Regions from separate parts of the Homo sapiens genome. Here region 2 is linked to region 1. A link is a loop called in an ENCODE intact Hi-C map of the cell type or tissue named here. Cell type or tissue: mammary epithelial cell. All regions are shown on one strand. Each heading gives the region's core, and the rest is flanking DNA. Links, peaks and the distances in the headings are about the cores only. Region 1 holds the start of ZSCAN16-AS1 (ZSCAN16 antisense RNA 1). Region 2 has its middle 9.4 kb from the start of TRA-CGC2-1.

Region 1 (16,063 bases), core at 10,584-14,583:
AACAACCTCATGACCACCAATGGGGTACTTATTAACAAATTATAGAACATAATACACAGTTGAATACCGTGCAGTTGTTTAAAAAAGAGCAAGATCAAGGAAACACTTATGTACAGCCTTTACCAAGACCACCTGGTAAAAAGAAAAATAAGAAAGGTACAGAAGTGCTACTATTTGTGCAGAGGGGAAAAAGCGCGGACAATCTATAACGGTGTAATATATCTACGGAAGGATATACAAGTCACGAAAAATATTGTCAAACTAGACGCTGGGGGACATTTACTCTTTTTAATAAATGTATGTGAATGCATTACTTATCCATATTACTCAATAATTAAACCGAAAAACGTTTTAAAGAAGTACAAATAAGACTTGCTCGCAGATCCCGCAATCCCATCAATACGAGGCGTAAAAGCCGGGTCCTCCACTGGCTAGGGCCGAGGAGGCAAGCACTCAAGCTGCCACAGAGGCGAAGCTTCCTAGAGCGGCCCGGAAGTGCCCGGCTGAAGCGGCCGGGCGCCGATTGGTGTCTTTGAGTCTAGTCTTTGTTCGGGGCTGTCCAAAGGACGCTAGCTGTTGCACCTGTTCCTCCCTGCGCGTAAGGTGAGTGTCTCCCGGCTCCCAGGTGGAGAAAAGGGGACAAGACGCAGCTGTGGTCAGCAGCAACACCCTCCCCACACCTCCCTGTCGCGGGCAGAGTGTAACACTCCTGTCCCTCCCTCCGCCCCCCAACAGATCTACAGGAGAGGATTTGGCCCAGCCTTCCGGGAGAGGATGGGTGGAAGGGGGACACTGGTTGCGGGTTCCTCTGCAGAGGCATCTGTCTGATCCCCTTCCAGGGTTGGCACACATATCCTATAACCAGTGAATCCTGGGGGCACAAGCTGGCCCGTGCATCTCATGGTAACAGAATGAAGAGCCTTTTAACAAAGCCGTTAATAATACTTGGCGTTTATTTAGTGCTTACTAGTGCCCGCTGCCATGCCAGGGACGTTGCATACGTTCTCATGTAATCTGTATATCAACCCTGTAACACACATGAGAATTGTACCTGAGGATCTGTAGTTCTAGTCCAGATAAATAACTTCCTCTAAGTTACACAATAGAGCACAGATTCAAATCATATCCCTGCGTCACTGTTTTTTGTTTTGTTTTGTTTTGTTTTGTTTCAGCTTCCTATAAGACTGTTTTCTCTGATTGACTTCTGGTGGCTTGGCTTCATTATGATGTGTTTATGTTCACAGAAATTTTTGTAATTTCTCTATGGTAACAACTTTTTATGCCTTAGGAGTGTCTCTGAGGCAGGATTCTAAGAGATTCTCTTTGACTCAATCCCAGATAGAGGATAAATCTCCTGGCAAAGCCCAGAATGACCACAGCCCTGGAACCTGAGGACCAAAAAGGACTTCTGATAATTAAGGCAGAGGACCATTACTGGGGACAGGATTCCAGCTCACAAAAGTGCAGTCCTCACAGGAGGGAACTCTATAGACAACACTTCAGGAAGCTCTGCTATCAGGATGCACCTGGACCCCGTGAAGCTCTTACCCAGCTGTGGGAGCTCTGCCGTCAGTGGCTGAGGCCAGAATGCCACACCAAGGAGCAGATTTTAGACCTGCTGGTGCTAGAACAGTTCCTGAGCATTCTTCCTAAAGACCTGCAAGCATGGGTGCGTGCACACCATCCAGAGACTGGAGAGGAGGCAGTGACGGTACTGGAGGATCTGGAGAGAGAGCTTGATGAACCTGGAAAGCAGGTGTGAAGGGGCAGTCATCTGGCTGTGAGTGATCAGGGGATATGGATGGAGCCAAAGCAAAAGGCATATGAAAGAACATCTGAAAATATTTATCCTCTAAAGAACAAGGCATAGGAAGGGACCTGACTACCTATGTCAAATAATTAAAGTGTGGCTGGGTAAAGAGAGGAGAGTCACTAGACTGATTCTATGCCTGTTTGGAAGGCTAGGATCAGTGGGAAGTTACCAAAAGGCAATCAGGTATCAGAGGAAAAGAAATAATTTTCTGCCATTCATAGATACCCATAAATAAAATAGGCTACCCCATAAGAAACTCCCTTTCCATATAGGTATTCAAGCGGAGATTCAAGTAGATGTCAAGGATATTGCAGAATAGGACTGTCCAACAGAAATATAATGCAAGCTGTATATGTATTTAAATTTTCTAGTAGCCACATTAAAAAAAAAGGTGAAATATATATTTTATTTAGCCCACAATATTTAATCATGTAATCAATATTTTTAATGAGGTATTTTAGATATCTGTGCTTTAAATTTTCAAAATTTGGTATGTATCTTACATTTAGCTTATCTCATTTGTACTAGCCATATTTTAAGTACTCAGTAACCACATTTTGCTAGTGACTACCATATCGGATAGCATGGTTATAGAAGAAATGCTCCCATTTGCTGGAAGTTGGGCTAGATGATTTTTAAGCTACCTTCCAAATCCCAGTGCTCTGATCCTGGACTTCTGCAGATCAATGAAAGAAGAGACGTTGAATTTTACTCTCTAGTGTCCTGAATTGTAGAGATTAGCCTCTGTTCCTTCTCCTAGCCATTATTGCCATTTACAATGAAATGAGAATTTGTCCCCCCTTTCTATGTCCCTGGAAGATGTTTCATTTGATTGTTTTATCTGAAGTTACTTAAGTTTCCATAAAATTCACCTTACACACCTCATTTTCCCTAGGTCCCAGGCAATTCAGAAAGACGGGACATACTCATGGACAAGTTGGCCCCCTTGGGAAGGCCATATGAATCACTGACTGTCCAGCTCCATCCCAAAAAGACCCAGCTGGAGCAGGAAGCTGGGAAACCACAAAGGAATGGTAAGCAGGAACAGTTCTGAGTGTATGAGGGTAGAGGTACTTCCTTAGGTTAGAGGAAAACTTTCTCACTTTCATCTTCTCCTTTTAAAGATTTCCTGCTTGTCCTCCACCTCACTATGGACAATTTTATCCTCCTCTTACCCTTGCTCCATGATGGAGTTATATTTTAGTTTCTCACTAGACAAAAAAGCTGCTATTTGGCCCAAGGGATGAGGATGGAGTTTATTTAATATCCTTATAATTCTGTTGTTATCTAATGATTCTTGTTCCAAATCCCCCTAAATTTCCATTTTGAGACAGGAGAACTTATGGCACTCTGTATTAGTCAGCGAGGCCTGTCATACAGAATACCATGGACTTATGGGTGGCTTAACAGAAATTTATTTTCTCACAGTTCTGGAGGCTGGAAGTCCAAGATGAATATGCTTACAGGGTTAGTTACTAGTAAGGCTACTCTCCTTGGCTTGCAGACCTCTTGCTGTGTCTTCACATGGCCTTTCTCTGTACACACACACTCCTGGTGTCTCTTCCTCTTGTAAGGACACTAGTACTATTGGATTAGGGTCCTACCCTTATGACCTTATTCAACCTTAATTACTTCATTAAAGCCCTATCGTCATATACAGTAATGTTTGAAAGGGGTTAGGGCTTCAATGTATGAATTTGTGGAGGAAGACAAGTCAATCTATAACACATTCCCATGATGAAAGAAGTAGGGAAGAGAGACAATGATCAGTCAATACAGCAAAGTTTCTTGTTTTTATCTGCATGTCAAATTAATTGGGTTTTATCCCCCATCCCAGCTCCCTAATTACAAACTAGGGTGTCTAGTGTATCCCCAGGCTACATTAAAAAGCTGGTGAATTTTAAATTCCAGTTTATCCAAACCCTACCTTTTTCAGTGCTCACCACCCTTTCTCTAGAGGCTCCCATGTCTAATAATGCCTCTCCGGGTAGTTCCTTATACTCTAGCCTATTTTGTATTCTTACTACTTAAGTTTTACCAATATCCCATCCTGTAGGATCCCTACCAGATGATTTGTCTAATCTGAAAAATTATTTTGAGCTAAGATGTTCCTAGCTGCTATCTGGAAAGGATGACATTTAATTATATGTAATGTAAAGAAGCCTTTCAGTGCTTTAACTCTAGGAGTGGAGTGCTGGTTACTGTTTGGCTTTAGAAGTGACGTTAAGAACCTCCTATCTGTTCTTTTTTATTTTTATTTTATTTTATTTTTTTTAGAGGAGAGGTCTCACTATGTTTCCCAGGCTTGTCTCAAACTCCTGGGCTCAAGTGATCTTTCCACCTTAGCTTCCCAAAGTGCTAGGATTATAAGCATGAGCCACTGTGCCTGGCTCAACCTGTCTTTTGATTCATTCATCTTTCACTGAGTATTTACTAAATAGCAGCTATATGCCAGACACTATACTAAATGTAAGGAATCCAAAGGTTAGACACTTACATTACTTCTCTTCAAGAAGCAGGAGAGTGAGCACTTACAATAGTGTAATAATTACCATACTAGAGATACACCGTGAACTACAAAGAGGATAGCTATCCCTGAGGTGCACCTGCAAAAATATCACAGAGTAGGCTTGCTTGAGCTGAGAAGGTCAGGTGGGAGCTGAAAGGGGGTGACATTTTAGGCAAAGAAACGGTGAAAAAAAATAGCATCAGAGAATAACATTCTAAGAATAGCAACTGCTCTGAGTTTGATTCTGATAAGGAGTCGTCTGTAGGAGGGAAAATCAGCAATGTGTGTTTTAATAAACGATCCAGCTGATTCTGATGCACAATAAGGTTAGAAACCACCGAGCTAGGATTTAGACAGGAGGTGATGACAGCAAGGACATCAGTTTCAGGAAAAAATATTTTACCCAGCATATACACTGACTATCCATTGTCATTTCCTATTCCTTTTCATTCCTCTATTTACTCTGACCTGCATGTTGTCATGCTTCCTGCTTCCAGCTAATTATTATCCTTCAAACACACTCCCCTCCTTGGATGGTTCCTATTCACTATATTCCTCTCAGACCCCAAATCCTATTATCCTCTCCATTCACTTTTACTTGATTTTACTTGCCACCTATGTTTCAGGCCCCTGCATGTTTCTCCCAAACTTTTACCTCCCTCCCCATCTCTGTTCTCCAGTCTCTCTAATTATCCTTGGCATATCTATAGTCCCCTCATTTATCCGTCTTCCCTTACATAGTATTGCTAACTTATCTCTTGAGCTCTATTTTTGCCTTTTCTTCTCTTAATCTACTCTCAAACAACTTGTTCTGCTGATATCTTCCTTAATTCTTAATTTCTTCCTTACATTGTGACTCTGTGCTATGATGATACCAAAAATAAGATGGTACCAAATATTTGATATGTGTGTTGTATGTGACTTCTCATTATTTTATAACACATTTATAACATTTACATGTTCTTTCTTCCATAGGCTGTTTGCTTCTCAAACATAGAATAGGACCCGTTTGTGTACTGTTTGTTTGTTACAGGTGATAAAACTAGGACTAAGAATGAAGAGTTGTTCCAGAAGGAAGATATGCCCAAAGACAAGGAATTCCTTGGGGAGATAAATGACAGACTGAACAAAGATACTCCTCAGCATCCTAAGTCCAAAGATATTATTGAAAATGAGGGCAGATCAGAATGGCAACAGAGGGAAAGAAGACGATATAAATGTGATGAATGTGGGAAAAGTTTCAGTCATAGCTCAGACCTTAGTAAACACAGGAGAACTCACACGGGAGAGAAGCCCTATAAATGTGATGAGTGTGGAAAAGCCTTCATTCAGCGCTCACATCTCATTGGACATCATAGAGTACACACGGGAGTAAAACCCTATAAATGTAAAGAATGTGGGAAAGACTTCAGTGGGCGCACAGGTCTTATTCAGCATCAGAGAATCCACACAGGTGAAAAACCCTATGAATGTGATGAGTGTGGAAGGCCTTTCCGAGTAAGTTCAGCTCTTATTAGACATCAAAGAATTCATACCGCAAATAAACTCTACTAATATAGCAGTAATATCAAAAGTTCTTTGGACACTCAGGCCTAACTAGTTATCAAAGAATCTATTTTAGAAACCTTGAGTTTCCTCAATGTGGTCAAAGCTTCAGTCATCATTAAACTTCTCTGGACCAAAGAATCTACCTGAGTAAAATATCCTTTTATTTCAAATTAGTTCAGTTTTGAGGGGGAATCAAGAATTCTTTCAGAAAGCCTTGTCCACTGACAACACTGCTCACCTGCAGCCCAAGATCAATGGTTCCTGGATGAAAGACAGTGAATTAATTCTGTCTCTGCTCCAGGTCCTTTTTAGTTGACCATTCAGTGTCTGACTTTAGGCAAGACAAGACATACACATTTTTCTCTGCCTTCATTTCCCCTTCTGTAAAGTACAGATGATAATAGAGGCTTACCAGGTATGTTTCGACAAGTTAAAACTGATGAAAACTACTTTTGAGATTAAGATATAAAACAATGCTAATTATTTGTTTTCCACCATTACTCATATAATAGCCTCAACATCCCTTTTTTATCTTAAAATGGGGAGTATGATTATTTTTTGGAAATTTTTGTTTGCCAATGATAAAGAATAAGCCATCAGAAGACAGGAGGCCAGCCTGGTCAACACAGCGAGACACCACCTCTACAGAAACTTAAGAAAAATTAGCTAGGCATGGTGGCACACACCTGTAGTTCCACCCAACTATTTAGGAGGCTGAGGTGGGAAGATCACTTGAACCCAGGAGTTCAAGGCTATCGTGAGATGTGATCGCACCACTGCACCCCAGCCTAGGCAAGAGCAAGACCTTATCTCAAAAAGAAGAAAAAAAGGCTGAGGAAAACAAAATGGAGGAGGAGGCAGTCTGTGATCATTAGGAGCTGCTGGGGAGAGGAAGGAATCTATAACTAGATATAACTTCTTTTCTGGATTTCAGGTTATTTTAAACTGAGGGAGATAGGAAGGGGTTGGTCTAACTTGGTCCAGTTTGTCCAGATTGGTGGCCAGTACCCACATTAACTCAAATAAAATGGAAAATTCAGTTCCTCACATTTCAAGTGCTCATAGCTACATGTTAGTGGCCACTATATTGGACAGCACAGATACACACCTTTTTTTTTTTTTTTCTTTTTTTTGCCCAGGCTGGAGTGATCCTCTGTTCACTGCAACCTCCACCTCCCGGGTTCAAGCGATTCTCCTGCCTCAGCCTCCTGAGTAGCTGAGATTACAGGCATGCATCACCATGCCTGGCTAATTTTTGTACTTTTATCAGGATTTTGCCATGTCAGCCAGGCTGGTCTCAAACTCAAGTGATCCGCCCGCCTCATCCTCTCAAAGTGCTGGGATTAAAGGTGTGAGCCACCACACCTGGCCACATCTCTAATTTGAGAATCTTATAGCATGATAGGAATTGTGGCCATAGGCCTTGCACATTCAAATTCACACCACCAATCAAACTGCCAAGAGCAGAGCTCTGGTTCTTTACTTAGTTCTAGGAATAAGGATCACCAAAACAATCAGGAAAGAAGTGATCTAATCTCTTCAAATCTCTTGTTTTCAATTAAGATATTTCAATTGAAGATATTTATTAAGAACAACTGCTTTATCATTGTGTTTAAGATCAGGAAAACTATAAGAATCATTTTTATGTCTATAACTGTAGGAAGATGAATCTTTTAAAAATAATAATAAAGAAAGAAAGAGTCTTGCTCCATTGTCCAGGCCGGAGTACAGTGGCACAATCATACCTCACTGCAGCCTTGAACTCCTGGCTGCAGCCTTGAACTCCTGGGCTCCAGCAATCCTCCCACCTCAGCCTTCCAAATAGCTGGGACTACAAGTGCACACCACCATATCTGGATTTTTTTTTTTTTTTTTGAGATAGGGTCTGACTATGTTACTCAGGCTAGTATCGAATTCCTGGCCTCAAACAATCCTCCCATCCTCCTCCCAAAGTGCTGGGATTACAGGCATGAGCCACCATGCCCAGCCAAGAAAATGAATCTTAAGGTATTTCTCATAATGCCCTAAAGATAAACTGAGCTTTTATGTCCCTTTAACATAATGGTCCTTTAAAAAAATGTATATTTACTTTGAGTATCTTACATCAACACATCTTTTAAATGTCAGGTTTCACACGAATACTTGTTTTATAACTTACTATATTTACCTGAGTAATATTTCAAAGTATTTGAAACACTCAAAGAAAGGATTTTCTTTAATGGTCATGAAGAGAAAAGTAAAGTAAGAAATATTTAGTATTAGTATTAGAAACATCCTTATTTTAAAAATAAAGTTAGGTGCTTTCTGAATAATGGCTTTTCCCCTTTTACCTTTAGTCTTTCTGAGAAACACTACAATGCTTAGAAACTGCTCAGAGTCTTTAAAGGGGAAACTCATGTTTCTGATCCTTGAATTTAGGGAGGCTTCTGCAATGGTAAGAAAGATGATTTTGGCTATCCTAAGATTAGGTTTCCTAAAATTGGTAAACACATGACAGACTGATTTTCCTTTATCCTCTGTATGAGCAGTCCCCAACCTTTCTGGAACCAGGGACTGGTCTCGTGAAAGACAATTTTTCCAAGGATAGGGAAGGGGGTATTGTTTCATTTATCATTAGATTCTCATAAGGAAAGCGCAACCTAGATCCCTCGCATGTGCAGTTCACGATAGGGTTTGCGATCCTGTGAGAATCTAATCCCACTGCTCATCTGACAGGAGGTAGAGCTCAGCTTTGCTTGCTCACTGGCCCCTCACCTCCTGCTTTCCTGGCCACGGTAGGGACTTGGGGACTCCTGCTATATATGACAGAACATTCCGTTCAGCTAGTAGTTTTGAATACCTATTATGTACAAAGAACTGTTCTAGTCTTAGAGTCCTGCACCCTTAAAGGCTGAGTGAAGAGTAGTCTGGAGCACTATAACCATTGTACCCTTTTTAGGTTTTATGTTGATTCCAAATTGCCACCACAGTGCCCACCACAGGTTTGGTCTAATGTTAACCAGAAGGGTAATGGTAAGAGTCAGGGAGGGACATAAAGACATGGGGCCAGAGACAGCCTAGAATGATGTAGGTAAGAGAAGAACAGTCAGTGGGATCTAGGATAACTGCAGGCAAAAGGCAAAAGAGGCATGAGGTCAAAGAAAATCTAAGTAGTTGCTGGTACTCTGGAGATGCAGGCAATGTCTTAGTAAGCATGTAGAAACCCACAGAAGAAACTGGTGGGAGTGCAACTAGTTGGAAAGAACACAGCTCAATCACAGCCACACTTCTTGGAAGAGGAGGTGTAATATGTTGGACACTATCAGTTCTAGCAGAGAGCTATCCTGAATGGACAGCACCTGGTCTGAAAAAAAAAAATACAAAACAAAACAAAAAAAAAACCTGAACATGGAAAGCAGTTCCTCAGAGAGTTGTGTCAAAAGCAAATGTGTTATTGTTCTTCATATCTTTTTGGAGGGTTTTTTTTTTCTGAGGGAGGAGGCAAGAATTTATATTTTGTAGTTTCGTGGACTAACAAGACAGTAATTACAACAGACAGCTATAGGGAATATGGGGGACAGCTCTCTCAGACACAGATGGGTTGGTAGTGAACTGGCAATTCTAAGTAAGGGTGTCAACAGGTATGAATGGAAGAAATAGATGAGTGTTGAGGGAGGGTCTATAGGAGGTATCAGTGGGTATTGATGAAGAGGGGGAAAATGAGAAAGGGATGAAAAGATAATAATTTGATGAAAAGAAAAGGATGAAAAGAGGAACAACTATAAAACAAGGGATGGAGATAGGAAAGATAGACAAGTGATTCTAATATATTGGCATCAATTGTTGGAGACAGTGGATCATATGATACAAGCCATATAAAGGTAAAAAGACCAGCTCCTGATCCCAAGGTGCTTTGAGTCTTACGTGTACAGCACACACTATATTATCTTTATTAAATGGTCTACATTCTCATCTTGAGCATGAAATTATTCTATTTTAGTCTGATCACAAAATCCATCAACAGTGGAAACAAATGGAAACTGAAATGCTTCAAAACAACCTGTTTTTCCCATGGTAATATCACAAGGGAGTTAGGCTGAGGTTTTAAAAGAGTGGGTATGTCAGTCTTTCTTATTCAGATCCTCTAGAGCAAGGTTTCTCAACCTTGAGAAACTATTTCTATTGACATTCTGGGCCAGACAATTCTTTGATGTAGGGGCTGTCCTCTGCACTGTAGGATGTTTAGCAGTATCCCTGGCGTCTACCCACTAGATGTCACTAGCACTTCCCACTTGTGATATCCAAAAATGTCTCCAGGCAATTTGGTGGGCAGGCTGAGTGAGGCAAATGTCCCCTGAGAGGCAAAATCACCCCCAGTTGAGAACCCCTGCTCTATAGGAAAATAATCAGATTTCTACGACTCTTCCACATCATACACAATAAAATTCTACTTAGAAATGCTACATGTGGCCGGGCACAGTGGCTCAAGCCTGTAATCCCAGCACTTTGGGAGGCCGAGGTGGGTGGATCATCTGAGGTCGGGAGTTCCAGACCATCCCGACCATCATGGTCAGGGTCTCTACTAACAATACAAAATTAGCCAGGCCTGGTGGTGCATGCCTGTAATCCCAGCTACTCAGGAAGCTGAGGCAGGAAAATTGCTTGAACCCAGGAGGCGGAGGTTGCGGTGAGCCGAGATCATCGTGCCATTATACTCCAGCCTGGGCAACAAGAGCAGAAACTCCATCTCAAAAAAAAAAAAAAAAAAAAGAAAGAAAGAAATGCTACATGTGACCAGCACTACTGGACCCTTTTCCTACCCCAGAAAATTATTCCCAACATACCTAAAATCTATGCAGCCTTGATGCTAAAAAGTAGTCTACTTTAGAAAGCCTTACCTCATTTACTAGTGAGGACTAGTAATGTGACTTAAATGTGACTTGCATAAACAGCTTACACTGCATTTTTGCAGACCTTCCCCTTCCCTCCTTGCCACACTTCTGGTGCAATTTTCTTCTTTGCCCCTTGACCCAATCATGAATATAGACATTTTATCCTTGATCTAAATCTGTGCTGTCCAGTGTAGTAGCCACGAGGTACATTTGGCTCTGCAACTGAGGAACTAAATTTTTAATTTTAATTAAACTTTAAAACTCATAATTCACTAGATAACTTTTAAGTATGTTTGAAATAATTTGGATATGTGAATCTATTTTTTTATTTTAAATTTTATGTAATCTCAATATAGATTATTTATGAAAATATGTGAATTGAGATGTCCAATAAGTATAAATACACTGGCTTTCAAAAAATGGAATATAGGATATTTCATTAATAATTTTTATATTGATTAGATGTTGATATAGTAATATTTTGGATATGATGGTTTAAACTAAAGATAATTTCACCTGTCTTTTTACATTTTTAATATGGCTATTAATAAGAATGTTTTAAATTACATAGGTGAATCCCATTATATTCCTATTTATTAGATAGAACTGACCTTCAGTTCTGCAGAAAACCATTCCACACGAAAGGGAGAGGTAATGCAAAGTCTCTGAATAGGGATGAATTTGGTGTGTTACAGGAACTGAAAAAGGCCACGTGTTGAAAGCACTGGATTAAGGGGAAGGTGACACAAGATTAGGTTAGAGAGGTGAACAGGGGCCAGGATGTGTATTCTAAACGTGATGGGGAACTACTAGAAGGGAGGAACATAATCCAATGTTTGTTTAGAAAAGATCATTCTGGCTCCTTAAAGAGGCAAGAATGAGAAAAGAGCAGAAGTAAGGAAATCAGTCCAGAGGCTACTGTAGTAACCCAAGTGAAAGAAGGTAGTGGCATGGACCATGGGTTCACAGTGGATATAAAGAGAAACAAACAGACTTAACGTACATTTTGGAGATGAAAATATAATCTTGCTCATTGTTGTAGATTCCTAAATTCTGCTTGAAAAGATGTTTCTGTATTAGGTTAAACAAATGAAATCCCTGTTTTTGTGGGTCAAAATGGTTAAATACCAGAAATGTAAAATGATTTAACCTAATAGAAACAAATAACGACAGAGAAGAATCAGAGGAATGATACAGGAGAAGGGACGTTGAAATGGGGCTTATTTATTAAAATGAAAATTTTTATTGTTCTCCTTAAATCTCTGTGGAAGCCACCCTTATCAAAAAAAAAAAAAAAAACCCTTTGTTGAAAGGCAAATTGCCAACAAACCCGATGAGATTCAGAACACTGCTGCAATAACATATCTCTGTAGAAACTTATACTTCCATCTGGATAGCAAATTTCCTAAGCTGATAAAACCAGGTTATCAATGAAAGGCCAGAGTACAGAATTTAAAGGAAGAATGCCTGGGTATGAATCTTTGTTCTGCCAGTTACTAGTTATATGACCTTGGCTAATACATTTTTCTCTCTGTGCCTCAGGTTCCCCATCTGTAAAACAGTATTATAATGATATCTACCTCATAAAGTAGGAATTAAATGAGTGACCAAATGTGAAGGGTTTAGAACAGTGGCTGGCCCATAATGTTAAAGTCTTAGCCCCTAACAGCGCACTTAGATCTTTTTGTTAGCATTAAATTCAGCATTTTCTTCCTATCAAAGCTGCTTAAATCAGTTAACTGGCATTTGATCTTCGTGGGCTCATTGTATTGTTGCTGTTGTGTATCTTTTTAAATAATACTCGTAATCTTAACAATTAGCATAATTTTGAACCGCTCCCTAATACCTAACCCCAATCCCAAACCGGACGGTCGAGCCTATCCACCGGCAGAGAACACCACCCAATCTCGCCCTCACTCTGACACTCACCGGCCAGACCTTTTCTTCCGTCCGTTTTCTGCCTCTGGCCCAGGGCCCAGCTCACGTAGCGTTTTCGGGGGCTGTTTGGGAACCGTTAGCAACCGGAAGTGGCTAGAGGTCGCGAGAGAACTGAAAAAGGGGACCGGCCTTTCCCGGCTGCCTAAGCACTTGGGTTCCGGCCTGGAAGGAGGCCCAGGGCTCCCACAAAGAGAAATAAGGGACCTATTTGGATGGATCCCAAGAAACACTGTCTGGCATCTGATTTGAACGAGGCTCGGCGCAGCCGGGCCCTTTTCGCAAAGTAGGCCCACTGCAGACCTGTGGGAACCTCCGGGATGCCTGGGGACCCGCATCTGCCGCTACCCGCAATTTCCTATCCCGACCCTCTCTGCAGTTGTCGACCCCGGCCGGCGGCTTTGAGCGTGGGGTCCCGCAGACCCTGGCACCTAGGGGGCCGAAGCCGAGGGATCTTGGGGTAGAAGAGCGGTCCTACAGAGCTGCCGCTTCGAAAGAGCCCCCAATCGACCGCTGATGGGGAATGGAGGATTTTGCTGTTTTATTGCAGCCCGCCCCCGGAGAAAGGCGGGCTCGGACGTTCTTGACTTTAGGATAGACTGGGGAGGGGTGCCGAGGAGCGTTCTTCCCTTTACGTCTCGCGGTCGCAGACTGTATTTGCTGGTGCCCTGCTCACTGTGATCTCGCAGGACCTTGCGGACTTACGGAGACGAAAAGTGGCCTACTTTGAGCTTCTCTGATCCTTAGGGGAAATGAGTGTCCAAAGAGAAATAGGTGCAGAGTGCCGGCACTAGAATTCTTTAAACCTGGATTCAAATTCTGACTCCACCACTCTCCAGTTAGGACTGAGGGCAATTTATTTTTAACTTCTCCAAGCCTCTGTTTACTCGTTTATGTAACTCAGGCTAATAACGTAGTGTCTATTTCATAGGGTGGCTTTGACTATTAAGTGTGAGAGTGCATGTAAGAACAGTCTAAGGGAATTTCCCTGCCTTTCCCCTTGTCTGCTGTCACTCTCATCCGTGTTAGACAAATGGAATTAATTAACCAACTTCCGCTTTTCTGAAGCACGGGTAAAGAGTGAAGTGCAGGACTTGGGTAAAGGAAAAACCAAGAAGGATGCAAAAGATGGATGGTCATTGTGAGATCCACAGAGGTGCTCATCCCAGCACTTTCACCTCACTTGGCATCTGTCACATGGTGGGTGCTTGATAAGTACATGGGTGAATGAGGACCTACCTAAGCAGAAGGAATTATTGAATAAGACTAGAATTGCAGGGAGAGGATGAATCAGATTGATTAGCTACTTGACAAAAAAAGGCAAACCACTCTTCCTGTCAGAAATGTATGGCACATCTGCATATTTCAAGGGCTGCCACTTACTGCAACTGGGAAGGAGATCTCAGAACCGACACCTCAACTATGGAAGCTTTAATCTATTGACAGCAAATGCAACATAGCAAGTAATATAAGACAGAATGTGATCAGTGCAAAATCGAATAATAAAGTCTTGAGAGGGGGTTATTAGAATAATAGACGAGTGTTTAGATTGAGTAGTGAGCAATGAGATAAGTCCTTTGACTTGGGGGTACAGGGGAATTATGACCAGGGGTATGGGATAGGGAGAAGGTCATTCTGGAAGGCAATAAAAGGCAGACAGGACGCTAGTGGTAGAAAAAAAGGAAAACACTTGTTTATCAATGTAAATCAATGGCGGAAGAATTACATATGACATATGCTATTGAGGAATACCTTTCAACCGTTCAAATGACAAAAGGAGTGTCAGAACAATATATATTCCATTTTTGTTGAAAAAATTTGTTTATATAGATATAATTTGTGGGGTATTTGTACAAGAAAAGGATGCACTCCAAACTTAACAGTGATTACCCCATATTGAAAATTGTGAAACTTTTACCCTACTTGCAAGCTAACAATTTAACTTGCCACAGTTTTATGGATACTAACAGAAGACACTGGACTCCTGCGTCAGAGACAGAAGACTTTATTACTTAATAACACAGGCATCATAAGCTTTATATTCCCTTGTTCCCAAAGCTTATGTTCCCAAAGCCCACAGAGGGGCCTAAGCTTGGCATTCCCCTGCTAGGATGGAACAGTGGGTTTGCAACCTAGCAGAGGAATGCCAAGCTTAGGAAGCCCAACCTTTGCTCAGCCTTGCCCCAGAATGAGCCATTATCTTTATTATCCTGGTCAGGAAACAACTGTGATCTAGAAGGAGATACAAACATCCTTGAAAACCTAACCTCAAAGAAAAATCTACCATAAGACTAGGAGTAATTTGAGAAGCCATTAAAGAATTATCTCCCAACATTCTAGGTAAATACTATTTGAGGGTGGAGATGTCAGCTTTTAAGAATTTTATATAATATTAATCTTTATCATGTTTCATTTATTTTTAAAAATACAAAAAATAAAAGGCAAGCATAGAAGTTTAAATTTTACTTAGAGATAAGGAACCACTCAGGGTCAGTGATTGGAAGAATGATAATGATATTTAAGGACCACGTCTTGTATAGTTAGGAAGGCTATCTCAAGGCTGTTGCAGTCACATAGGTGTGAAGTAATTAGAACTGAGGATGGTGGTTATATTAATGGAGAAAAGTAACACTTCAAAGGAGAAATCTGGCTCTGATAATTTCTCCTTTATCTCCATGTTTCATTGAGTAAACTAAGGAAGCCTCTCAAGCCTGAATAACTTAGAAATTGGCGATATTATCAACCATTCTAACGGATATGTGGTGGTAACTCATTGAGGTTTTAACTTTGCATTTCCCTGATGAATAATGGTTACTTTTTAGTGTGCATACTGGCCATTCTTTTATCTTTTGTAAAGAAAGTGTTTAAATCTTTTGCCTATTGGTGTTGAATTATCTTATTCATTAAATTGTGAGAGTTCTTTATATATTCTGGATAGTTCTTTGTCAGATAGATGTATTACAAATATTTTTCAGTGTGTAGCTTTTTCTTCACTTTCTTAATGGTGCTTTTTTTGAGAAGATTTAAATTTTGATGAGAATTTAAGTTTAAAATTTTGAAGTCAAATTTATCAGTTTTATCTATTACAATCAGTGTCTGTGTGTCCAGTTTGAGAAAACTACCTATGGCATGACGCTATTTTACTTCCTATGTGTACACAACTTTGTACATAGTATGTGCAGTCATAGTTGTGTGCACATTGAATTTGTACAACTACATATGTGCACAACTTCAGACTTAAAAAAAATTTATTTGTTTATTTATGTTGAGACAGGGTCTTGCTCTATTGCCCAGGCTGGAGTGCAATGGCAGGATCTCAGCTCACTGCAGCTTCTGCCTCCCAGGCTCATGCGATTCTCCCGCCTCAGCCTCTGGAGTAGCTGGGAC
Region 2 (16,063 bases), core at 7,206-11,205, 550 kb after region 1:
TACCTATCCAGAGGAGTTGAAAGCATATCTATGCAAAAACCCTGCACATGCATGTTTATAGCAGCTTTATTTATAATTGCCAAAACTTGGAAACAACGGAGACGTCTTCAGTAGGTGAATGCATAAACAAACTGTGGTATATTCAGGCAATGGGACATTATTCAGTGCTAAAAAGAAATGAATTGTCACACCATTAAAAGACATGGAGGAAACATAACATGGAGGAAACTTAACATGGAGGAAACTTAAATGCATATTACTAAGTTAAATAAGCCAATCTGAAAAGCCAATGTACTATGATTCCAACTATATGATATTCTGGAAAAGGTAAAGCTATGGAGACAGTAAAAACAGTAGTGGTTTCCAGGGGTTAGGGGTAAAGGTGAATAGGCAGAGCACGGGATTTTTAGGGCAGTGAAAATGCTCTGTATAATACTATAGTGGTGGATATATGTCATCACACATTTGTCAAAACCCATAAATTACCCAACACCAAGAGAGAACCCTCCAGTGAACTATGGACTTTGGGTGATAATGGTGTGTCTATATAGGCTTATCAGTTATAACAAATGTACCACTTTGGTGCAGGATGCTGTTGGTGGAAGAGGCTCTGCCTGTGTGAGGGCAGGGATATATAGGAAATTTCAGTACCTTCCACTCAGTTTTTCTGTGAACCTAAAACTGCTCTAAAAAAATAAAGACGCAAAAAAAAAAAAAAAAAAAAAAAGGGGAATGAAACCTTCATGGACTCAGGACAGTGACATGGAAGCATGGAAGGTGTGCCATTACATCCGCAGCCTCTGCCTGCTGCCTATTGACGTTAGAGGAAAAGGCAAAAGGAAACTGTTTCCCATTGTGTGCTAGTAAGAACGATTAGGGGCCGAGCGCGGTGGCTCACGCCTGTATTTTGCGGTGCTCCCAGCATTTTGGGAGGCCGAGGCGGGCGGATCACGAGGTCAGGAAATCGAGACCATCCTGGCTAACACGGTGAAACACCATCTCTATTAAAAATACAAAACATTAGCCGGCGTGGTGGCGGGCGCCTGTAGTCCCAGCTACACGGGAGGCTGAGGCAGGAGAATGGCGTGAACTCGGGAGGCGGAGCTTGCAGTGAGCCGAGATCGTGCCACTGCACTGCAGCCTGGGAGACGGAGCAAGACTCCATCTCAAAAAAAAAAAAAAAAAAAAAAAAAAACAACGATTAGGATTGGCCAGTCCACAAAGCTGCATCTCCTCATAAAAAATGTGAGAGATCCAGTACTGTGTGGCTACTCCTACGGACTCTGCTTCTAGACTGTCAAAAATGCTGCCATAAAACAGGGTCATAATCCAGGTCCAAATCTCAGCTCTGGCTACTTGGGAGATAACTGAGATATTTTAATGTCTTTTGCTCCCTCTGCTTTCACAGCAGCTTCCTTGAAACATAGAAACCTGTTTCAATATTGTCTTTTAAAATGGCGGTGAGGCCAGGTGTGGTGGCTCATGCCTGTAATTCTAGCACTAGGAGGATAAAGCAGAAGAATCGCTTGAGCCCAGGAGTTCAAGACCAGCCTGGGTAACAAAGTGAGACTCCGCCTCATCTCTACAAAATAATAATAATAATAATAATAATAATAATAATAATAATAATAATAGTAATTAGCTGGGAGTGGTGATACATGCCTGTGGTCCCAGCTACCAAAGAGGCTGAGGTGGGACGATGCCCGGGAGGTGGAGGAGCAGTGAGCCATGATCGTGCCACTGCATTCCCACCTGGGCCACAGAGTGAGACCGGGGCTCAAAAACGAAACAAAACAAAAAAATGGTGAGGATGCAGAGACTATGGAAAACTACATGACCACTGACATGGAAACTTCATGTTGCGGGGTGCTCCCATGAGGGAAGGATCTTCTTATTACTGAACAATTTGAGAAGAAAATCTGGCTCTTCAGTAGATGATAAAAACAGCTGGGCTGCCTTAGTTTATTAAATTGGAATATTACACAACACAGAAAATGAGCCTGATATTTGTTAATTTACTTTTTAATACTAATCTTTTTTTTAAAAGAGCAGTTTAAGGTTCACAGCAAAACAGAGGAAGTACAGAGTTCCCCTAAGCCCCCTGACGCCCCAACCGACCTCCTTTTATACTTTATGCTTTCAGTTTGCTAATATTTTGTTGAGGATTTTTGCTTCTATGTTCATGAGAGATATTGCATTGTAGCTTTCTTTTGTAATGTCTTTGTCTGGTTTCAGTATTAGGATATAATGCTGGCTTCATAGAATGAGTTGGAAATTATTGTCTCTGCTTCTATTTTCACTAAATAATGAAAGAGTTGGTAAAGTTTCTTCCTAAAATATTTGTTAGAGTTCACCAATGAACCTACCTGATCCTAATCCTTTCTGTTTTAGAGGGTTATTGATTATAGATTCAATTTCTCTAATTGATATAGGCCTATTTGGATTGGCCGTTTCTTCTTGTGAAGCAATCAGTGTAGTTTTTCCTTTCTTTTCCTCTTTATCGGAGACTATTTTAACATATAAAGGAGCAAAAAGGCTGGGTGCAGTGGCTCACGACTGTATTCCTAGCACATTGGGAGGCCGAGGCGAGCAGACCACTTGAGGTCAGGAGTTCGAGACAAGCCTGGCCAACATGGTGAAACCCCATCTCTACCTAAAATACAAAAATTAGCCAGGCATGGAAGCGCGTGCCTGTGGTCTCAGCTACTAGGGGATTTGAGGAAGGAGAATCGCTTGAACCCGGGAGGCGGAGGTTGCAGTGACCCGAGATGGTGCCACTGCACTTCAGCCTGGGCGAGAGATCAAGACTGTCTCCAAAAAAAAAAGCAAAAAGATATTATAATGAATTCCCATCTATTCATTACTCAGCTTTATTATCAGCTGATGGCCAATCTTGCTTCATAGTCAGTGTTGTTTTAATGTGTAATACTGTTCTTATGAGTGATTGATTAGAATGAGGCAAATGAGTTGTATAACTTCAGAGACTGGCTCACAAAAGACAGGGTAATTTATTATGTAGCAACAGATAACTAATACATTGGTATACATTTATTTCCTACTTAGCCTTTGTATGAACTTTTTAATATGGGTTTTTTGTTACATCTATTTCTTTCTTGATATAGAAAATTATATTATCAGAACATAAATGTAATTTTGCACTTTTTTAACAAAAAAATTGTAATTTTTTTCTATATTGATTCTGCTTTTTTTCCTTTATTATTGCTGTTTGTCCTGACTTTGGGTGGACAAATTATTCTTTTTTTAAATTTCTTTTTTAATTTTTAATTTTTATGGGTATATAATAGGTGGATATATGAGGTATATGTGTTATTTTGATACAGGCATACAATATATGATAATCATTTTGGGGTAATTTGGGTATTCATCACCTCGAACATTTATCATTTGTGTTAGGAACATTCCAATTCCACTCTTTTAATTATTTAAAAATATACAATAAATTATTGTTGACTACAGTCACCTTACTGTGTTATCAAACTATATTTTTGCACCCATTTAACCATCCCTACTTTAGAACCCCCTCCCTACTACCCTTCCCAGCTTCTGCTAATCATCATTCTTCTCTCTATCTCCATGAGTTCAATTGTTTTAATTTTTAGCTCCCACCTATGAGTGAGAATGTTCGAAATTTGTCCTTCTGTGCCTGGCTTATTTCACTTAACATAATGTACTCCAGTTCCATCCATGTTATTGCAAATGACAGGATTTCATTCTTTTTTATAGCTGAATAATATTTCACTATGCATATGTACCACATTTTCTTTTTCCATTTATCCATTGATGGACACTTAGGTTGTAAATAGTGCTGCAATAAACGTGGAAGTACTATTGTAAATAGTGCTGCAATAAACATGGAAGTACAGATATCTTTTTGATATGCTGATTTCCTTTCTTTTGGATATATACCTAGCAGTGAGATTGCCAGATCATGTGGTAGTTCTGTTTTTAGTTTTTCAAAGAATCTTCATAGTGTTCTCCATAGTGGTTGTACTAATTTACATTCCCATCAACAGTGTACAAGGATTTCCCCTTTCTCCACATCTTCACCATCATTCGATATTGCCAGTCTTTTGGATAAAAGCCATTTTAATTGGGGTGAGATGATATCTCATTATAGTTTTGATTTGCATTTCTCTGATGATTAATGATGTTGAGCATTTTTTCATTTTTTAAGAGCACTCCAACATCTGAAGAACATTTTTAATATACCTCGTGGCCATTTGTATGTCTTCTTTTGAGAATTGTCTACTCAGATTTTTGCCCATTTTTCAATCGGATTATTTGATTTTTTCCCCCATTAAGTTATTTGAGCTCACTCTATATTCTGTCTATTAGTCCCAAATTATTATTTTCAGTAAGATAATGACTATGGTTTTAAATGTACATAATTTGCCATGCTAAAGAAATTGTATTATCTTGCTATTTTTCTTAGCTAACATATACAACAGAAATAACTATCAACTTTAAGAAGTGACTTTTTTATCAATTATATAATTATAAAATGTTAGAGTCTCTAAAGTAAGATAAAATCTGATTTCAATCTTGAGCTCAGTATTTACTCATAACTTGTTAGAATTAAATTAGATAATCCATGGAAAATGTATGGATGAATGACACCTCATGACGGGTGGTTATGTGTGTATTTGCATGTGTACATAATTTATATATATACTATAATACATATTATCTATATGAATGTGTGTATGTATATAGGAGCATTTGGAAATATCACCACATTTATTTTCTCTGATTGGTAAATAAGTAGGAGACAGGTTCTGAAATATTTTCCTAAACAAGCCCTAATAAGAAAGTAAACATTGAGTGAATTATCATGAAGAATATAAACAAATTTAATTTCTTATGATAAACCATAGTTCCTGCCTCAGGTTTTTCCACCCCAACTCTCATCACCATGACCAGTGATTTCGGGAAGAGTGAACTTGAAGAACCATATTGCCTTCTCTTCTTTCCCAGTTCATTACTTATAGATAATCGTTTTCAAATATTTTAGAAGGTGTTTTATTTTTTCCTTCAATATTGGTAAATATTACTTTATTATAAGAGATTCTTGGAAAAAAAAGATTGTTAAAGCAAGTAACAAATTTGTCCTTACACTCTCCACTGTGTAAAAGAAGTGAGAGCAACTCTGGCACAGGACAACCATATGTCTTAACTGAAAAGCCATCATGTTCCTTAGATTTGGTCCCTTCATGATTGCTCTGTTTCTTGTGGTCCTTTTTCATGCCAAATTGCAGAAATGATAGAAGCTACTTAACTTAACTTCTGGCAATTAATCTATGATATATAGTGGAATTTTTTATCAAAGATGCTAAATGAAAAATTGAAACATCCTTAAACAAATAGCCTTTGCAATACCTACAATGGGCCTTGACTAAAATGCTTCTGTAACACTTGTAAAAAAAAATGACCTATAGTATTATATTTATTTTCTGTCTAATTGAATGCTGTCTTCGATATCTAACACAACACTTGAAATTAAGGAAAACCGTTAAATTGTGTATGAGTATGTGTGTGTATAGTATAATGTTATGAGAAAAGGACCCATGATTTGCAGTCTTATAATCTGGGTATGTAATCTAATGCCATTTAAAAGTTGGTGAGATAGGGTAAATTTTGGAGCATATTTCATTATTCTTTTTATATCTGTAAAACAGGACCATGTTGGCCTGGCATGGTGACTCACGCCTGTAATTCCAGCACTTTGGGAGGCCTAGGCAGGCAGATAACTTGAGGTCAGGAGTTTGAGACTAGCCTGGCCAACATGCTGAAACCCTGTCTCTACTGAAAATACAAAAATTAGCTGGGCATGGGGGTGCACACCTGTAGTCCCAGCTACTCAGGAGGCTGAGTCAGGAGAATCACTTGAACCCAAGAGAAGGAGGTTTCAGTGAGCCAAGATCATGCCACTCCAGCCTGGGTGACAGAGTGAGGCTCTATCTGAAAAACAAAACAAAACAAACGAAAACAAAAGCCAGGACCATGTAAAAGGATTTTTATGATATCAAAGAACATCATGCTTGGTGTGTACAATGATATTTCAACACACTCAAATTATATTCTAACATGCTTTCTATGTGACTCCTTCCAAAACAGCACCCAATGGGCTTCTATTTTCTCTTATGACACAGATGGGTTAGACACATGCTACATATGTTTTAGAGTTTTCTGAATACTGTATATTAAGCATGGTTATATTCTGTCTTTTGAGTAAAATATTGGGTTTCTCAGAAAATTCTGTAATTTATGAGTTAATCCCACAACTTCCCATTGAATAGATGTTTCAATAATGCTATTCAAAGACTGGAACTTGCCACAAAAAAATTATTAAATAATTTTGGAGATACAGCTGGAGGCAGACAGGGAAAAAAGTCTTCCATATGAGGAATATACGAGTCTACTTTGAATACAGTTTGCTCTAGTCACAATGGAAAGTAATCATTTACCAGGGACACTAGACATCATGCTAGTTGTGCTCTACACTACAAGCCAAGTTAAAACCTGCTCCATCTCCCCACCCTACACATAGATACCTGTACACCTGTGGGTGTGACACCACCTTAGTTGTCTCCCTTGGTGAGACCTGTCCTTTCTCTATTTTCTATTCTTACATTCTAGCAGTCTGATGAGCCTTTTGGACCAACCAAGAGACCTTGCCAGACAAGTGGGATCCTTTCAGGTTCAAAACCACTTCATGGGATGTCTCTGAACGTGAAGAGTCTTGTAAGGGCTGCGGAGGGCAAAATGCAGATAGCAATAACCTCACCTGAATTTCTAATATTTCCTCGGATTTCTAAATAGGTTCCAAGAACATTATGCTGTCCAGAATGAATACAGAGCCAAGATTACTGTAGCTTACCCTAAGGTTTTCCATGAATACCACGAATGAGCTCCCAATCTTCAAATCACAATTAACCCTTTCAATTCTCACTCTACCTACTGTTCCTCTCCTCTGTGGCTACATAATTAATAAGAATCCCAGTCAGGGATTCCTGCAGAGTTGCAGTCTCAGAGTTGTTAGACTGTGCTTGCCAAATACATTCTCAAGACCGAATCTTAAATTTGTAGGCATCTTAAATTAATCACGTTTAAACCCAGGCTCCTCCCCCCGTTCTGGCCCCATCCAATGCCCACAAAGCAAAAATAAAACCTAACAACAAACAGGAGAGCATTCGTTTCCTGTAGTGTGGTAAAAGATACCACTACCTACACCAGGACAAAGACTGGGTTTATATGTATATATATATATATTAGGGCTATGCAGGATGTGCTTTGTTAAAAAAGTGCTTGAAGGCAGTATGCTTGTTAAAAGACATCACCATTCTCTAATCTCAAGTATCCAGGGACACAATACACTGAAAGTCAGGTATTGTCCAAGGTTTCTCCCCAGTGTGATAGCCTGAGATATGGCCTCCTGGGAAGGGAAAGACCTGACCTTCCCGAGCCCCGACACCCACAAAGGGTCTGTGCTGAGGAGGATTAGTAAAAGAGGGAGGCCTCTTTGCAGTTGTGATAAGAGGAAGGCTTCTGTCTCCTGCTTGTCCCTGGGGAATAGAATGTCTCGGTGTAAAACCTGATTGTATGTTCTATTTACTGAGATAGGAGAAAACAGCCTTAAGGCTGGAGGTGAGACATGCTAGCGGCAATATTGCTCTTTAATGCACTGAGGTGTTTGTGTACCTGCATATCAAAGCACAGCACATTTTCTTAAACTTATTTATGACACAGAGACCTTTGTTCACATGTTTTCCTGCTGACTCTCTCCCCACTATTACCCTATCGTCGTGCCACATCCTCCTCTCTGAGATGGTAGAGATAATGATCAATAAATACTGAGGGAACTCAGAGACCAGTGCCTGCCCTCCTCTCTGAGATGGTAGAGATAATGATCAATAAATACTGAGGGAACTCAGAGACCAGCACCTGCGCGGGTCCTCCCTATGCTGAGCGCCGGTCCCCTGGGCCCACTTTTCTTTCTCTATACTTTGTCTCTGTCTCTTATTTCTTTTCTCAGTCTCTTGTCCCCCCTGACGAGAAACGCCCACAGGTGTGGAGGGGCAGGCCACCCCTTAATCTGGTGCCCAACGTGGGTGCTTTTCTCTAGGGTGAAGGTACACTAGAGCGTAGTCATTGAGGACAAGTCGATGAGAGATTCCCGAGTACGTCTACAGTCAGCCTTGCTGTAAGCTTGTGCGCTCGGAAGAACCTAGGGTAACAATGGGACAAACTGAAAGTAAATATGCCTCTTATCTCAGCTCTATTAAAATTCTTTTAAAAAGAGGGGGAGTTAGAGTCTCTACAAAAAATCTAATCATGCTATTTCAAACAATAGAACAATTCTGCCCATGGTTTCTAGAACAGGGAACCTTAGATCTAAAAGATTGGGAAAAAATTGGCAAAGAATTAAAACAAACAATTAGGGAGGGTAAAATCATCCCACTTACAGTATGGAATGATTGGGTCATTATTAAAGTAGCTTTAGAACTGTTTCAAACAGGAGAAGATAGCGTTTCAGTTTCTGATGCCCCTGAAAGCTGTGTAATCGATTGTGAAGAAGAGGCTGGGATAGAATCTCAGAAAGGAACGGAAAGTTCACATTGTAAATATGTAGCAGAGCTGGTAATGACTCGGTCAATGCAAAATGTAGACTATAATCAATTACAGGAAGTAATATATCCTGAAACATTAAAATTAGAAGAAAAGGGTCCAAAATTAGCGGGGCCGTCAGAGTCTAAACCACAATGGCCAACTCCTCTTCCAGCAGTTCAGATGCCTGTAACATTGCAACCTCAAATGCAGGTTAGACAAGTACAAACCCCAGAAGAATATCAAATAGAAAAAGATAAAGTCTCTGCCATGGCAATGCCAATCCAGATACAGTATCCACAATATCAGCAGGTAGAAAATAAGACCCAACTGCCAGTAGCCTATCAATACTGGCCGCCAGCCGAACTTCAGTATCGGCCGCCCCCAGAAAATCAGTATGGACACCCAGGAATGTTTCCAGCACCACAGGGCAGGGCTCTAGATCCTCAGCCGTCCACTGTGAGACTTAATCCTACAGCACTACCTAGTGGACAGCATAGTGCATTACATAAAATTATTGATAAGGCAAGAAAACAAGGAGATACTGAGGCGTGACAATTCCCAGTAACATTAGAACTGATACCACCTGGAGAAGGGGCCCAAGAGGGAGTGCCTCCCCTAGCTGAGGCCAGATATGAGTCCTTTTCTATAAAAATGCTAAAAGATATGAAAGAGGGAGTAAAACAGTATGGACCCAGCTCCCCTTATATGAAAATATTATTAGATTCCATTGCTCATGGACAGAGACTCATTCCTTATGATTGGGAGATTTTGGCCAAATCATCACTCTCATCCTCTCAATTTTTACAATTTAAGACTTGGTGAATTGATGGGGCACAAGAACAGATCCAAAAAAATAGGGCTGCCAATCCTCCAGTTAACATAGATGCAGATCAACTATTAGGAACAGGTCAAAATTGGAGCACTACCAATCAACAAGCAATAATGCAAAATGAGGCCATTAAGCAAGTTAGAGCTATATGCCTTAGAGCCTGGGAAAAAAATCCAAGACCCAGGAACCGCCTTCCCCTCATTCAATACAATAAAACAAGGCTCTAAAGAGACCTAGCCTGATTTTGCGGCAAGGCTCCAAGTCAATCACCGATGAGAATGCCTGTAAGGTCATAGTGGAGTTGATGGCATAGGAAAACGCCAATCCTGAGTGTCAATCAGCCATTAAGCCATTAAAAGGAAAGGTCCCAGCAGGATCAGATGTAATCTCATAGTATGTAAAAGCCTGTGATGGAATTGGAGGAGCTATGCATAAAGTTATGCTTATGACTCAAGCAACAACGGGAGTTGCTTTAGGACGATAAGTTAGAACATTTGGGGGAAAATGTTATAATTGTGGACAAATTGTTCATCTAAAAAAATTGCCCAGCCTCAAACAAAATATTCAAGCTACTACAACAACAGATAGAGCCACCTGACTTATGTCCAAGATGTAAAAAAGGAAAACATTGGGATAATCCATGTCCTTCTAAATTTGATAAAAGTGGGCAACCATTGTGGGGAAATGAGAAGAGGGGCCAGCCTCAGGCCCCACAACAAACTGAGGCATTCCCAATTCAGCCCTTTTTTCCTCAGGGTTTTCACAGACAACCCCCACTGTCACAAATGCCTCAGCGAATGAGCCAGTTACCACAATACAGCAATTGTCCCCCGCCACAAGTGGCAATGCAGCAGTAGATTTATGTACTATGCAAGCAGTCTCTCTGCTTCCAGGGGAGCCCCCACAAAAAATCTCCACAGGGGTATATGGCCCACTGCCTGAGGGGACGGTAGGACTAATCTTAGGAAGATCCAGTCTAAATCTAAAGGGAGTTCAAATTCATACTGGTGTGGTTGAGTCAAACTATGAAGGTGAAATTCAATTGGCTATTAGCTCCTCAATTCCTTGGAGTGGCAATCCAGGAGACAGGATTGTTAAATTATTACTCCTGCCTTATATTAAAGTTGGAAACAGTGAGATAAAAGAACAGGAGGGTTTGGAAGCACTGATCTGGCAGGAAAGGCTGCATATTGGGCAAGTCAAGTCTCAGAGAGCAGACCTGTGTGTAAGGCCATTATTCAAAAAAAACAGTTTGAAGGGTTAGTAGACACTGGAGCAGATGTCTCTATCATTGCTTTAAATCAGTGGCCAAAAAATTGGCCTAAACAAAAGGCTGTTACAGGACTTGTCAGCATAGGCACTGCCTCAGAAGTGTATCAAATTACTATGATTTTGCATTGTTCAGGGCCGAATAATCAAGAAAGTACTGTTCAGCCAATGATTACTTCATTTCCTGTTAATCCGTGGGGTCATTTATTACAACAATGGGGTGCAGAAATCACTATGCCGGCTCCATTATACAGCCCCACAAGTCAAAAAATCATGACTAAAATGGATATATACCAGGAAAGGGACTAGGAAAAAATGAAAATGGCATTAAAGTCCCAATTCAGAGTGACAAAAATCGAGAAAGAAAAGGAATAGGGTATCCTTTTTAGGGGCTACCACTGTAGAGCCTCCTAAACGCATTCCATTAACTTGGAAAACAGAAAAACCGGTATGGGTAAATCAGTGGCCACTACGAAAACAAAAACTGGAGGCTTTACATTTATTAGCAAAGGAGCAATTCGAAAGAGGACATATTGAGCCTTCATTCTCTCATTCTCGCCTTGGAATTCTCCTGTGTTTGTAATTCAGAAAACATCCGGCAGATGGCGTATGTTAACTGACTTAAGGGCCGTAAATGCCGTAATTCAACCCAAGGGGCATCTCCAACCCGGGTTGCCCTCTCCGGCCATGATCCCAAAAGACTGGCCTTTAATTATAATTGATCTGAAGGATTGCTTTTTTACCATTCCTCTGGAGGAGCAGGATTTTGAAAAATTTGCCTTTACTATACCAGCTATAAATAATAAAGAACCAGCCACCAGGTTTCAGTGGAAAGTGTTACCTCAGGGAATGCTTAATAGTCCAACAATTTGTCAGACTTTCCTAGATCAAGCTCTTCAACCAGTTAGAGATAAGTTTTCAGACTGTTATATCATTCATTATGTTGATGATATTTTATGTGCTGCAGAAACGAGAGACAAATTAATTGACTGTTACACATTTCTGCAAGCAGAGGTTGCCAACGCAGGACTGGCAATAGCATCTGATAAGATTTAGACCTCTACTCCTTTTCATTATTTAGGTATGCAGATAGAAAATAGAAAAATTAAGCCACAAAAAATAGAAATAAGAAAAGACACATTAAAAACATTAAATGACTTTCAAAAATTGCTAGCAGGTACTAACTGGATTCGGCCAACTCTAGGCATTCCTACTTATGCCATGTCATATTTGTTCTCCATCTTAAGAGGAGACCTAGACTTAAATAGTAAAAGAATACTAACCCCAGAGGCAACAAAAGAAATTAAATAAGTGGAAGAAAAAATTCAGTCAGCGCAAATAAATAGAATAGATCCCTGTGGGGAAAAGAGAGATCAGACTGTGACTGTATCTATGTAAAAAGAAGTAGACATAAGAGACTCCATTTTGTTCCATACTAAGAGAAATTCTTCTGCCTTGAGATGCTGTTAATCTATAACCCTAGCCCCAACCCTGTGCTTGCAGAGACATATGCTGTGTTGACTCAAGGTTTAATGGATTTAGAGCTGTGCAGGATGTGCTTTGTTAAAAAAGTGCTTGAAGGTAGTATGCTTGTTAAAAGTCATCATCATTCTCTAACCTCAAGTACCCATGGACACAATACACTGCAGGCACCTCTGCCTAGGAAAGCCAGGTATTGTCCAAGGTTTCTCCCCATGTGATAGCCTGAGATATGGCCTTGTGGGAAGGGAAAGACCTGACCGTCCCCAAGACACCCATAAAGGGTCTGTGCTGAGGAGGATTAGTAAAAGAGGAAGTCCTCTTTGCAGTTGAGATAAGAGGAAGGCATCTGTCTCCTGCTCCTCCCTGGGAATGGAATGTCTCGGTGTAAAACCCAATCGTACGTTCCAGTTACTGAGATAGAGAAAACCGCCTTATGGCTGGAGGTTAGAAATGCTGGCGGCAATACTGTTCCTTAATGCACCAAGATGTTTGTGTAAAGTCAAACATAAATCTGGCCTATGTGCACATCAAGGCACAGCACTTTTCCTTAAACTTATTTATGACACAGAGATCTTTGTTCACATTTTTTCCTGCTGACCCTCTCCCCACCATTACCCTATAGTCCCGCCACATCCCCTTCTCCGAGATGGTAGAGATAGTGAACAATAAATACTGAGGGAACTCAGAGACCAGTACCGGCGGCACGGGTCCTCCATATGCTGAGCGCCGGTCCCCTGGGCCCACTTTTCTTTCTCTATACTTTGTCTCTGTGTCTTATTTCTTTTCTTAGCTTCTCATCCCACCTGATGAGAAACACCCACAGGTGTGGAGGGGCAGGCCACCCCTTCAGATCCCTTAGCCCCACTCCAACTTTTGATTTTTGCTCCTGCACATTCTCCAACAGGCATCATTGTTCAAAATACTGATCTTGTGGATTGGTCATTCCTTCCTCACAGTACAATGAAGACTTTTACGTTGTACTCGGATCAAATAGCTACATTAATTGGTCAGGCAAGATTACAAATAATAAAATTCTGTGGAAACGACCCAGACAAAATAGTTGTTCCTTTAACCAAGGAACAAGTTAGACAAGCCTTTATTAATTCGGGTGCATGGCAGATTGGTCTTGCTGATTTTATGGGAATTATTGATAATCATTACCCAAAAACAAAAATCTTCCAGTTTTTAAAATTGACTACTTGGATTTTACCTAAAATTACCAGACATGAATCTTTAAAAAATGCTCTGACAGTGTTTACTGATGGTTCCAGCAATGGGAAAGCGGCTTACACAGGGCCAAAAGAGCAAGTAATCAAAATTCAATATCAATCGGCTCAAAGAGCAGAGTTGGCTGCAGTCATTATAGTGCTATAAGATTTTGATCAACCTATTAATATTGTATCAGATTCTGCATATGTAGTACAGGCTACAAGGGATGTTGAGACAGCTCTAATTAAATATAGCATGGACGATCAGTTAAACTAGCTGTTCAATTTATTACAACAAACTGTAAGAAAAAGAAATTTCCCATTTTATATTACTCATATTCGAGCACACACTAATTTACCAGGGCCTTTAACTAAAGCAAATGAACAAGCTGACTTACTGGTATCATCTGCATTCATAAAAGCACAAGAACTTCATGCTTTGACTCATGTAAATGCAGCAGGATTAAAAAACAAATTTGATGTCACATGGAAACAGGCAAAAAATATTGTACAACATTGCACCCAGTGTCAAATCCTACACCTGCCCACTCAAGAGGTAGGAGTTAATCCCAGAGGTCTGTGTCCCAATGCGTTATGGCAAATGGGTGTCACGCATGTACCTTCATTTGGAAGATTATCATGTGTCCATGTAACAGTTGACACTTATTCACATTTCATATGGGCAACCTGCCAGAGAGGAGAAAGTACTTCCCATGTTAAAAAAAAACAGTTATTATCTCGTTTTGCTGTAATGGGAGTTCCAGAAAAAATTAAAACTGACAATGGACCAGGATACTGTAGTAAAGCTTTCCAAAATCCAAAAAATCTTATATCAGTGGAAAATTACACATACAACAGGAATTCCCTATAATTCCCAAGGACAGGCCATAGTTGAAACAACTAATAGAACACTCAAAACTCAATTAGTTAAACAAAAAGAAGGGGGAGACAGTAAGGAGTGTACCATTCCTCAGATGCAACTTAATCTAGCACTCTATACTTTAAATGTTTTAAACATTTATAGATATCAGACTACTACTTCTGCAGAACAACATCTTACTGATAAAAAGAACAGCCCACATGAAGGAAAACTGATTTGGTGGAAAGACAACAAAAATTAGACGTGGGAAATAGGGAAGGTGGTAACATGGGGGAGAGGTTTTTCTTGTGTTTCACCAGGAGAAAATCAGCTTCCTGTTTGGATACCCACTAGACATTTGAAGTTCTACAATGAACCCATCGGAGATGCAAAGAAAAGCGCCTCCACGGAGATGGAAACACAGCAATCGAGCACCATCGACTCACAAGATGAACAGAATGGTGATGTCAGAAGAATAGATGAAGTTGCCATCCACCAAGAAGACAAAGCTGCTGACTTGGGCACAATTAAAGAAGCTGACGCAGTTAGCTACAAAATGTCTAGAGAACACAAAGGAGACACAAACTCCAGAGAGTATGCTGCTTGCAGCTTTGATGATTGTATCAACGGTGGTGTCTCCCCATGCCTGCAGGAGTAGCTGCAGCTAATTATACCTACTGGGCCTATGTGCCTTTCCTGCCCTTAATTCAGGAGTCACATGGATGGATAATCCTATTGAATTATATGTTAATAATAGCGTGTGGCTACCTGGCCCCACAGATGATTATTGCCCTGCCAAACCTGAGGAAGAAGGAATGATGATAAATATTTCCACTGGGTATTGTTATCCTCCTATTTGCCTAGGGAGAACACCAGGATGTTTAATGCCTGCAATCCAAAATTGGTTGGTAAACGTACCTACTTTCAGTACCACCAGTAGATTTACTTATCACATGGTAAGTGGAATGTCACTCAGGCCACAGGTAAATTATTTACAGGACTTTTCTTATCAAAGATCATTAAAATTTAGGCCTAAAGGGAAACCTTGCCCCAAGGAAATTCCCAAAGGATCAAAAGACACAGAAGTTTTAGTTTTGGAAGAATGTGTGGCCAATAGAGCAGTGATATTACAAAACGATGAATTTGGAACTGTTATAGATAGGGCACCTCGAGGTCAATTCTACCACAATTGCACAGGACAAACTCAATCATGTCCCAGTGCACAAGTGAGTCCAGATGTTGATAGCGACATAACAGAAAGTCTAGACAAACATAAGCACGAAAAATTATAGTCTTTCTACCCTTGAGAATGAGGAGAAAAAGAAATCTCTACTCCAAGACCAAAAATAATAAGTCCTGTTTCTGGTCCTGAACATCCAGAATTATGGAGGCTTAATGTGGCCTCATTACCATATTAGAATTTGGTCTAGAAATCAAGCTATAAAAACAAGAGATCATAAGCCGTGTTACACTATCAACCTAAATTCCAGTCTAACGGTTCCTTCACAAAGTTGTGTAAAGCCCCCTTATATGCTAGTTGTAGGAAATATAGTTATTAAACCAGACTCCCAAACTATAACCTGTGAAAATTGCAGACTGTTTACTTGCATTGATTCGACTTTTAATTGGCAGCACTGTATTCTGCTAGTGAGAGCAAGAGAAGGCGTGTGGATCCCCGTGTCCATGCACCGACCGTGGGAGGCCTCGCCATCTGTCCATATTTTGACTGAAGTATTAAAAGGCATTTTAAATAGATCCAAAAGATTCGTTTTTACTTTAATTGCAGTG

Evidence for each region. Peaks named below come from ENCODE experiments on the same cell type or tissue, not always from the same donor. Only the 100,000 strongest peaks of a DNase experiment are listed, where the experiment ranks them.
Region 2: it touches region 1 in a loop (23-fold over the local background); 9 of 110 quality-filtered maps call a loop at or near these places.

What each region holds. Positions count from the first base shown.
Region 1 is chr6:28,124,075-28,140,137 of GRCh38, forward strand. It overlaps ZSCAN16-AS1 (ZSCAN16 antisense RNA 1), which reads right to left and starts at 13,242. Exons shown (of 2, transcript NR_103456.1): 1 at 12,671-13,242. ZSCAN16 (zinc finger and SCAN domain containing 16) reads left to right here and starts at 535. Exons shown (of 4, transcript NM_025231.3): 1 at 535-603; 2 at 1,339-1,756; 3 at 2,709-2,847; 4 at 5,356-6,008. The coding sequence starts at 1,370. The coding sequence ends at 5,876. RefSeq lists enhancers at 179-680, 13,413-13,602. In mammary epithelial cell, for the core only: no CTCF peak of the experiment used is centred there; DNase peaks (open chromatin) are centred at 12,797 and 13,327; H3K4me3 peaks cover 1,811 bases; H3K27ac peaks cover 1,801 bases.
Region 2 is chr6:28,675,300-28,691,362 of GRCh38, forward strand. No RefSeq gene overlaps it. Among named protein-coding and RNA genes, the nearest start is that of TRA-CGC2-1, 9.4 kb to the left of the region's middle. In mammary epithelial cell, for the core only: a CTCF peak has its summit at 9,108 (motif pointing left); no DNase peak of the experiment used is centred there.